2 separate regions of the Homo sapiens genome follow, and region 2 is linked to region 1. A link is a loop called in an ENCODE intact Hi-C map of the cell type or tissue named here. Cell type or tissue: PC-9. All regions are shown on one strand. Each heading gives the region's core, and the rest is flanking DNA. Links, peaks and the distances in the headings are about the cores only. Region 1 overlaps VLDLR-AS1 (VLDLR antisense RNA 1). Region 2 overlaps LOC101930053 (a long non-coding RNA gene).

What was found. A loop is a pair of places that touch in the nucleus more often than their neighbours do. Peaks named below come from ENCODE experiments on the same cell type or tissue, not always from the same donor. Only the 100,000 strongest peaks of a DNase experiment are listed, where the experiment ranks them.
Region 2: it touches region 1 in a loop (3-fold over the local background); 2 of 110 quality-filtered maps call a loop at or near these places.

Annotation. Positions count from the first base shown.
Region 1 is chr9:2,568,600-2,573,992 of GRCh38, reverse strand. All of the region lies in intron 1 of VLDLR-AS1 (VLDLR antisense RNA 1), which reads left to right. Among named protein-coding and RNA genes, the nearest start is that of VLDLR, 50 kb to the left of the region's middle. In PC-9, for the core only: no CTCF peak of the experiment used is centred there; DNase peaks (open chromatin) are centred at 2,692 and 3,162; H3K27ac peaks cover 1,236 bases.
Region 2 is chr9:2,409,880-2,415,272 of GRCh38, reverse strand. The region is part of intron 5 of LOC101930053 (a long non-coding RNA gene); the gene reads left to right. All of the region lies in intron 2 of LOC105375956 (a long non-coding RNA gene), which reads right to left. Among named protein-coding and RNA genes, the nearest start is that of VLDLR, 210 kb to the left of the region's middle. RefSeq lists a silencer at 3,530-3,824. In PC-9, for the core only: no CTCF peak of the experiment used is centred there; no DNase peak of the experiment used is centred there.

The DNA of each region.
Region 1 (5,393 bases), core at 187-5,186:
ACAGAATCATTAGGTTACAGCAGATTTACAGCTGATAATGAATTTTTTCAAGAAATTAAGTTGTGACCCATCTATGTATCTATTAATCAAGATTCCTCAGTCTCAACAGGGAGGATAATAAATTTAGTTTTTGTTTGTTTTTGAGACAGAGTCTTACTCTATCACCCAGGCTGGAGTGCAGTGGCTCAATCCCAGCTTGCTGCAATCTCCACCTCCTAGGTTCAAGCAATTCTCTTGCCTCAGCCTCCTGAGTAGCTGGGATTACAGGCATGCACCACCACACCCAACTAATTTTTGTATTTTTTTAGTAGAGATGGGGTTTCACCATGTTGGCCAGGCTGGTCTCGAACTCCTGACCTCAAGTGATCCAACTGCCTCAGCCTCCCAAAGTGCTGGGATTACAGGCATGAGCCACCATGCCCAGCCAGTTTACGTTTTCTTTGTTTTAATTTTGTTCTGAATGAACAAATAGAAAACAACTTGCTGATTAGTCACTGTGTTGTAGTAATTATCATTTATTTCCACATCCCCCTTCTAGATAGACAACCATGTCATAACAGGATCTAGAGTATACGTAGTCTGGTCCAGAGACAGAAGATAGGAGGTTAACCAGATCAGAATCATTCATTCAAGGATCAGAGTTATATAACCAGCCACAGGTCAGATATAGAATGTTAGACATTCAATTTTTAAGATTTTCAGCAACAAAGTCTCCTTATCAGTGGCCCATTAAAGGAATACCTTGATAGTATTAAACAAGAAAGGTGCTGAAGATTAACCAAGTTCCCACACTTGCCTCTTACTGCTGCCTCTTTGGCCAGGGCAAAGCCAAGGTCAGATGCAAGGCTGACCCTGACAGGTATGTGACTCTTGAATACACTCTCTTAGCAATGGGGAGTCAAGGGAGCCCCATGAGTGACAGTTAGTGTATGTTTTGGTGAAGTTCATCTCTGAATGGACAATGTTGTCTCACAGATTGATGCTATTAGGGTTTTGTTTATGTGTAGATAATACTCTGCAGACATTTATCTTTTGTTTTAACTTAAATGGCTGCAAACAAGTCTGTTGAAACACCAGGAAATAGGTAATTATATATAAATGTGTTTTAAAAAGTTAAGCATGCAATGGGCCAACGTAAGTCAGCATATATTAACATTGCTTAGGGGGCAAATGTGTTTCTGGAACATAAAACTAGGAACCTAGCATGAGGTTTGTTTTCCTGCACACATCGTTTACCTATATATTTTTAGAACAACCATTCCATGCCAGGTAATGTAGTATATGCTCACAGTATACAGACATAAGACCCAGCCTGTTCTCAAGGAGCTCAGGACATAACAACTTCTCCGTGGGCCACTTCTAGACTCCTGTGTTTCTGTTTCTTTCAGCTTACAAGAATTCTAAAAGAGTGATATGGTTTGGATATTTATTGCTGCCCAAATCTCATGTTGAATTGTAATCCCCAGTGCTGGAGGTGGGGCCTGGTGGGAGGTGTTTGGTCATGGGGTGAATCCCTCATGGCCTGGTGCCATCTTCATGACAGTGAATTCTGGCAAGATCTGATCCTTTAAAAGAGTGTGGCACCTACCACCTCCACTCTCTCTTGCTCCCGCCTGTGATGTGCCTGTACCCCCTTTGCCTTCTGCCATGATTGGAAGCTTCCTGAGGTCTCTCCAGAAGCACATGCTGCTGTACTTCCTGTACGCCTACAGAACTGTGAGCCAATTAAACCCCTTTTTAAATAAATTATCCAGTCTCAGGTATTTCTTTGTAGCAAGGCAAGAACAGCTTAATACAAAGAGGAAATAAAAATTTGAGATACATGAAAAAGAAATCAATTAATTAGTTTAAAGTTAGTTTAATTGTTAATTAGAGGAAAGATACAGAGATTGTATCCTATAGTTTTTCTTCCTTCACACTTAATGGAGGGTTCTAAGTATGCAATCAGAGAAAGATATTAAGATAGAACAGATGTAAAGACTTTCCCTTTCTGACCTTAAAGCTGTGAAAAGATTTATTTACCTATTACATGTATCTTATATGTGTGTGTATATGTGTTTGTGACCCTCCGAAGTGTGTATGTCAAATTCCTAAGCCCTAGTATTTCAGAATGTGACTAAATTTGGAGACAGATCTTTAAAGAGATAATGAAATAAAATGAGATAATTAGAGTGGGCCCTAATCCAATGTGGTTGGTGTCCTTTGAAGAAGATGAGACTAGGATGCAGACAGTTACAGAGGGAAAATCATGTGAGGATAAAAACAGAAGATGGCTATCCGCAAGTCAAAGACAGCAGCCTCAGATGAAACCGACCCTGTCAACATCTTAATCTCAGACTTCTAGCCGTGGCTCTGAGAAAATAAATTTCTGTTGTTTAAGCCACTCAGTGTATGCTACTTTGTTTTGGCAGCCCTAGAAAATGAATACAAACACAGTATCCAAATATAAGGACCTTAGTTCTAAAGATTTTAAGAACCCAGAAACTGCACACATGTATCAGGGCTAGTTTAGAAAGAAATATTCTCAGGTGCTGGATCATACTGGGCTTGTGAAGCTCAATGACAGGATGAAAAACAATCCTGGCTGAATAGCTACGTGGATGTGAAGGGCTCTATGTCCTTAGTAGCTCATTGACTCAGTGAATAGTTTTTAAGCTCCTGCTATGTGCTAGGTATTGAACTAGGCAAGGAAAAACAAGAATTTGTCCTCGAGGCACTAGTTACTGTTGGCGGCAGCTGCAGTGTGAGGTCTTCTGAGTAATGTGAACAGGGCACATAACTGAGCAAGGGGGTTGTTCCAGGTCTGTATTCCCACTATCACTGGGCTACACTTGGTATTTTTTGTTTATTTCTCTTAAAGCCTTCTTTTTTATTATTGACCTTCTCTTTTTTATTTTATTTTTTATCTTTTTCTAAGTGGCTACATACTGGATATCAACACTGGATTTGTAGTAGTTCAGTTAGGCTCCTAGGAAGTCATTCAGAGAACGTGTTGCAGTGAATCAGACTGTGTTAACTCTGACCTAGAGTGTTATCGTCTGTCTGGCTCAATTCCAGAAGAGAGAACCTCCTCCTGTGACCTCTTCCCCTGTATCTCAGGCCATAAATAGGTGCTGGGGCCCTGCCAAGTTGGGTCACTGTGGTTCATGAGGGACTGTCAGTTTCTTACAAACATTACGCAGCTGCAAAATTGCTATGCCACCCAAGGTGACTCATAAAATCTGTCCCTCTTAAAAAGGGAATATGAGAAATGTCACCTCCTGGCTACCACAATAATGCAACTAGGAGTTCTGGTTCTCCGCTGACTACCCACAGGAGTCCTTAGAGGAACCACACAGGAAACCTGGGAAACCTAACACTCTGATTCCAAGGCAAGTATTAGGAAGCAGGGTAGAACTTCTGGGTATTTTAGTCCAGGATTGTGATAAAATATAAACGATGTTTGATATTTACTTGTATTAGTCAGGGTTTTCCAGAGAAACAGAACCAATAGGATATATGTATATATATGTATATATGTATATATGTATATATATATGTATATATGTATATATGTATATATATGTATATATATATGTATATATGTATATATGTATATATATGTATATATGTATATATGTATGTATATATGTATATATGTATATATGTATATATGTATATACATATATACACACATATATACATGCACATCTATACATATGTGTATGCACACATATATACATACACATCTGTACACATGTGTGTGCACACATATATACATACACATCTATACACATGTGTGTGCACACATATATACATACACATCTATACACATGTGTGTGCACACATATATACATACACATCTATACATATGTGTGTGCACACATATGTACATATACGTGTGTGTGTGTGTGTGTGTGTGTGTGTGTGTGTGTGTGTGTGTGGTGGGGCAGAGAGAGGGAAAAAGGGAGAATTATTCTAGTTATTTTAAGGAATTTGCTCACATAATTATGGGGTCTGGTATGTCCAAAATCCGCAGGGCAGGGCGGTAGGAGAGAAACTCAAACAGGATTTCTATGTTGCAGTCTTGAAGCAGAATTCTTTTTTCTGTGGGAAGCCTCAGTTGTTAAAAGGCCCTCAACTGATTAGATAAGACCTACCCACATTATGGGGCGTAATCTGCTTTACCTAAAAAATCTACAGATTACAAATATTAATTACATCTACAAAATACCTTCACATCCCATCTAGACTAGTGTTTAACCAAACAAGAGGGCACCATAGCCTAGCCGAGATGACACATAAAATGAACTGTCACACCACTTAGAACTGAAAGAAGTAATCGGAAGCCTTTGTCATGTTATTGGGGAATAAAGATTTCAAGGAAGTTAACTTGTCACTTCAGATTTCTCTCTCTTTGAATACCTTTAGTCTTGGGGTTTGCAGTCACTGTTTCACAAGGCCAGCAAGTTCATCTTTGGATAACTCTCATAGTTGACAAATCCTTGCTTGAATATGTTTAATCCCAATTCTTCTCCCTGTAACTATAATGCCTTAAATGCAGCTCTACCCCTTGGAACAACATGGAAGCAGGATGAAGACCAATTGATCTTAAATAATGTCCCAACGTATGCTGTATGGAATATTCATTTTGTCTGATTCTTAGTTTAGGAGTGAGGGATAAAGAAGGCTCTGTGGTCAAATAAATTTGGGAAACATTGCTTACATGCTGTTGCTTTGGAAGACACAAACCAACTAAACTAAACTGTAGCCTGGCACTTCTCATATACGTGACCTTGGAAAATTGTCTTTCTTCATCCTGTGCAATAGACATTGAAAATTTCTACAAGTCTCTCTGACACCAGCCTTTAGTTTAGACGTTCCATCCCTCCAGTTGGTCTGCATCATGGTTGTTGTATCAGTAAGCTGTGTTTTGGAACAAACCACCCCAATCTTTAGTAGCTTAAAATAATAGCCATTTATTATTTCTCCCAAGTCTACAGTTCACTGGGTGATACTGCTGTCTGAAATGGGTCTTGACTGATCTCAACTGGGTTTACTTATGCATCTTCAGCCAGCTGGTAAGTAGGCTAGGGGATGGCTGGTCTAGTGTGGCCTTGGCTGGGATGACTCAGCCCTATTTTATGTGTCTCTCATACCCTTTCACCTGGCTAGCCTTGGATAGTCTCATTGCAGTGACAGGGGTTGAAGAGAGAAAATGGAGACATGCAGGCAAGCACTTTTCCAAGTCTCTCCTTGCATCAAGTTTGCTGAAATTCTGTTGGCCAAAACAAGTCACTTGGGGCAAGCTCAGAGTCACAGTGGCATGGCACTACAGTTATAGGGCAAAGGGGGAGGATATGGGGTGACCATTAATTGAGGCCATTGGCTATATTCATCTAATGCAGTTATCA
Region 2 (5,393 bases), core at 312-5,311, 160 kb after region 1:
GGCCTATATCAGGAGTCCCCAACCCCTGGGCCACAGACAGGTACCTGTTGGTGGCCTGTTAGGAGCCACGCCACAGATCAGGAGGTGAGCAGGGAGCCAGCAAGCATTACCACCTGAGCTCTGCCTCCTGTAAGATCAGCCACTGCATTAGATTCTCATAGGAGTGGGAATCCTATTGTAAACTGCCCAGGCAGGGAATCCAGGCTGCGTGCTTCTTATGAGAATCTAATACCTGATGATCTGAGGTGGAACAGTTTCATCCCGAAGCCATCCCATCCCACCTCACTGGTCCATGGAAAAATTGTCTTCCACGAAACCAGTCTCTGATGCCAAAAAGTTTGGGGATCACTGGTATATACGGAATATTAGATAATGCATTCTGCCATTGAATGTCTTTAAGTTTAGTTTGGGAGAAGAGAAACATGTGTGTATTAAATCAATACTAGAAGCACTATATAGCAATATAAGAGATGTCACAATGCAAGATAAAATCTAGTGTCAAGGTAGAATTCCAAACAATGAGTCAAGAATGGGCAATTCACTATGGGCTAGAATACTCAGAAGAGGACTTACGGAGGAGGTAGGACTTGAGCTGACTTTTAACAGATAAGATTAGGTCAGTAGAGAAAAATGCAACATTCCAGCCAGGGAACAAAGAGGACAAAGCTGAGATTCAGGCAGACTCTGGATGGAGCAGAGTTGGTGTCAGGCATGGTGGGTGGTGAGATTTCAACTGGCAGGGACACACATTGAAGGGCCAGAATACCACGCCAAGAGGGTTGGGTTTTATAATGGGGAGCCATATGTGATGCCTTCCCTAAACTCTAGTTCTTCCTGATTATAACCACACAGAATCAGCAACTCCTTCCATTATATTTTCATAACCTCCTATACACATTTCCAATAGCCTACATATCATGGTGAATGATGGTGATCTGTTTATGTGGCTGCCTTCCCCACTAGGCCAGGAGATCTTGAGAGCCAATGCTTTCTTTACCATTAATGTTGCACTGCTAAGCACAGTACTATGGGCTTAGAACATACTTTTGAAGGAATAGAGTGAAAGAATGGTAGAGGCTGAGACAGACTCAGTGTAGGGAGAAATGTATGTTGCTGTTTCTATGTATCTCTTTCTGTCACCGCCTCCTGTAGTCACCAGAACTCCTCCTTATATCCTAGAGCTATGAAAACTCTAGTCCTGGGGAGAAACATGGGTATTTCATGCTTCTAACTATTCATGTGTCAGTCCAGAATTAGAACCTAAAGTAATCCCACCAGTCTCAGGCCCCATGCGATTATTTATTGACAGTACTACTTGACTCTGAGAATGACTGCCCTGTCCTGACACATGCTTCAATGAAATTGGTTCCCCAAATCCTGCAAAACAGCTTAATAAAGTAAACAGAACCCCTACCCACCCACTTCCTTTTGGCTCAAGAGAGGTCCCTCCTCTCTACATAAATATATATGGCTTCTCAATACTTCAGGCTTTAGCCTTAACTCCCAGGTTGGAGAATTGTGCTGCCAATTTAACATCTGTCAATTCCCAATGCCTCACCAAGGCCATCTAGCAGTAGGAGCCAAGTGTCTGCTTTAGATTTCCAAAGCAGCCTTCTTTGCTCTGCTAGGAGCTCTGCACACTCCTGGGAAGTCACAGGAGCTACATAAACATGGCTCAGGTGACGTTGTGCGTACGATGCTGGGAGGGTTGACCACATGATTTCTCAGCATCTCTAATTTCTGTAGTTACCACTGGAGGGGATATAACCTACATTCACTTCTAGACAATGTACCACAAAAGAGTCTTTTTAAAATATCTTAAAGATTAGTACATCATCTTGTTTTCCCTTAAGCAATACATACACAGCTCCTAGCAGTTACAGCTTTGTGAGTTCTATCCTGAAACGGTACCACAGCCAAATGTAATTAAAATGAACTATGCTTTGTTTCTCCCCTGCCTCCCACCTCAGAATTACTCCATATTTCTTTCCTTATGAATCAGGAAACAGCTGGTAAATCAGTTCATTCTTTTTATTCCTTCTATCTCAAGCTCAAGCTGGGAAGGCCTTGTTAGCATAAACTTCTTTTTCTAAATAAGTAGTTCTCTGCATTCATTCTTTCAGTAATGTATTGAACAATTACACTGAGTAAAAAAAGCTTTTCTTAGAAAGACACAAAAATAAATAAGACACAGTTTTTACCCTTGAACAGCGCATGAGGGAAGACAGACATAAATGAAGAATTATAATATAATGTGAAAAGTACTACTGTAGAAGTGTTTACACTGTGCTGGGGAAACCTAGTTATCACAGACGAGCCACATCCAGGAATGGTGAAGAAGCCATTTCAGAGGAAATAACATTTAGTCTGGGTCTTATAGTCAGGGGTTGCTGACGGGGAAGGACCTTCTAGTTCAGGCAAATAGTCCATGCATTTGTACGCTGGTGTAAAAGGTTTCACTAAGGGCATGTCTTAAGAAAGTTTAGTAACAATCAACTAATGGAATCATGATTTACTCACTGAAATGCTTAATTGAGGATGACATTCTTTCTCTTGGCCTTTTGGTCTCCTGGTCAGCTGGCTCTTCTCAGAATAAGGGACTTAATGACTTGATTACATGTTATGAAAGTTACATTCATAAGTGGCCTTATTTGTAAGGTGTTCATATAGTTTGCCCAGGAAAATACCATTTTATGCTAGTTGTCCTAGTATAAATGGTAACAGTGCCCTCTTTCATGATCAAATGTCTCTATGCTTAGATAGTAAATAACATGACTGCTCTACTTATTTGAAAAATAAAATGCATAAAATATTTATCTGACCAAGAGAATATGACTTTCTATTGGTGGATCCAATCATCTTGCTTCAGAGACCAAAAATGGTTTCATACTTCTAAGAATAAAACATCTTTTCCAAGATAGATTACTTATAGGCAGTGGGCAGACTTAATGAATAAAAAAGTCCTTCCAAAGCACATAACTCTGTAATTAGAAGAGATTTCTCCCCTGATTCTTTTGAGCTAAGAGACAAACAAACAAGAAAACCCTTGCCTCTTCTCCCACCTAGCACCATTTCTCATAGGCTAACAGAGGAGAATATTTAGTGTTTACAGGAAATGCAGTAGCAGGTTACCACTGAAAGAAATGCCCTTTGTCTTCCTTTTTCCAATGGGCTTTGTACCAAACAAAATGATTTCCATTTGCGACTAAGTCAAATGTCATTCTTCGTCCCTCCAGCTGGAAAAATGAATGGAATGTATTGAGAACTCAAGACCAAATGGCACAGAATATCAGCCCCCATCTTTGCATTGTCACCACAGGCGTTGAAGAACTCTGATTCTAAAATTTGATTCAACAAATCACAAATACTTTCTGTACCAGGCCTTGTGCTAACATGTGGGAATACAGTAAGAAATAAGCTGTGCCGCTGATCCTTGTATCAATCAAAAAAGACTACATTATGTTACAATAACGAGCAGCCCCAAAAAACAATCTTACATGACAAAGATTTGTTTCTCAGACTCCATTTCAACCATAAATCAACTAGAAACTCTACTCTGCATAATCTCTTTCTGGGATCTAAGCTTAAAAAAGCAACACCACCAGGAATGCTGTCAGTCTCTGTGGGAGAATGGAAAGAATGTGATGAAGCACACATTAGCTCTTAAAGCTTCCACCGCAAAGGCATATCATCTACTCACATTTTATTGGCCAAAGCAAGCCACGTGGCCACACCTAAATTTAAAAAGGAGAATGACAGTCCTACCATATGCTTCACAGAAGAGGAAGATGAAATAATTCCGCACAAACTTAATGACTGTGATAATCAATATGAGATTATATTTTGCAAAGGAAGATAGACAAAGAGCCTGGTCACACTCTCATACCTTAACAGAGAAGCTTGTATAGAACTCTGCTTGAGCTGAGCACTTTATGAATATGCAATCATAAAATACAATGCTCTCAGGAAATTTTTATAATAAACTTTTCTAGTGTTAAAATAATAGCAGGTAAGGACTACAAGAATTTTAAATGAATGTAAATGCATTAAAGTCAATAATATAATGAAAAACTTCATCTATCATAAAAAAGAATTGACAGAGTGATGGGGAATTAGTAACCACTTCCCCAAACTGAGATAGCAAGCTTCAAGAAATTATAAATAAATATGTTTCAAATGATTACAAAATTAAAGCAAAAAACCCATAGTGAAAGAAGAGGATGCTATTTAAAAAAAAAAAAAAAAAGACAAAGCAGATTTGGAAAAGAATCAAGTAGAAATTGTGAAAATAATAACATTAAACAAACCAAAATTTAAAATAAAATGGACAGAGAGAAACAGAGAAGATGGTGGATTAAAATAAAAATATATCAATAATTGCATTAAATATTAATGGAGGCTGGGTATGCTGGCTCAGACCTGTAATGCCAGCACTTTGGGAGGCTGAGGTGGAAGGATCACTTGAGGCCAGGAGTTCAAGACTAGCCTGGGCAACATAGCAAAACCCCATCTATATCAATAAAAATAAAAATAAATTCAACTATAAAAGTTTAAGATTATCAGATTCTATTTTTTTTTAAATTTCAACCTAATTATCTGCTGTACATTAAACATAAGGAAAGGGAATTTGAAAGTAAAAGAATACAAAAATATATACATGCACATATCAATGAAAAGCAGTCTAGTATAGCATTATTACTATCAGACAGCTATCAAAGTGTACTCTAAAGCAACAAATATTATTAAAAAGAAAGAGGGATATTTTATGTTTATGAAAGAGTCAATCATTCATGAAAATTTAAATGTGTATGCTCTTATTAAGAATTTCAAGGCCAGGCACGGTGGCTCACTCCTGTAATCCCAGCACTTTGGGTGGCCGACATGGGTGGATCACCTGAGGTCAGGAGTTCGAGACCAGCCTACCAACATGGAGAAACCCTGTCTCTACTAAAAATACAAAAATTAGCTGGGCATGCTGGCGCACGCCTGTAATCCCAGCTACTCGGGAGGCTGAGGCAGGAGAATCACTTGAACCCAGGAGGCAGGGGATGCAGTGAGCCGAGATCATGCCATTGCACTCCAGCCTGGGCAATAAGAGAGAAAGTCAGTCTCAAAAATTTTTTTTCAAAATATATAAAGAAAAAAGTAACAGAATTTAGCTCACACTCATTAGTATTGTTACTATAAAACAAAACCCCACAAAATAACAAGCATTGGTGAGGATGTGGGGAAATTGGACCCCTTGTGTACTGTTGGTAAAAATGTAAAATGGTGCAGCCACTGTGGAAATCAGTATAGTGGTTCCTCAAGAATTAAATATACTTCTGAGTATATACCCAAAAGAATTGAAAGCAGGATCTTGAAAAGATATTTCTACATCCATGTTCATCTCA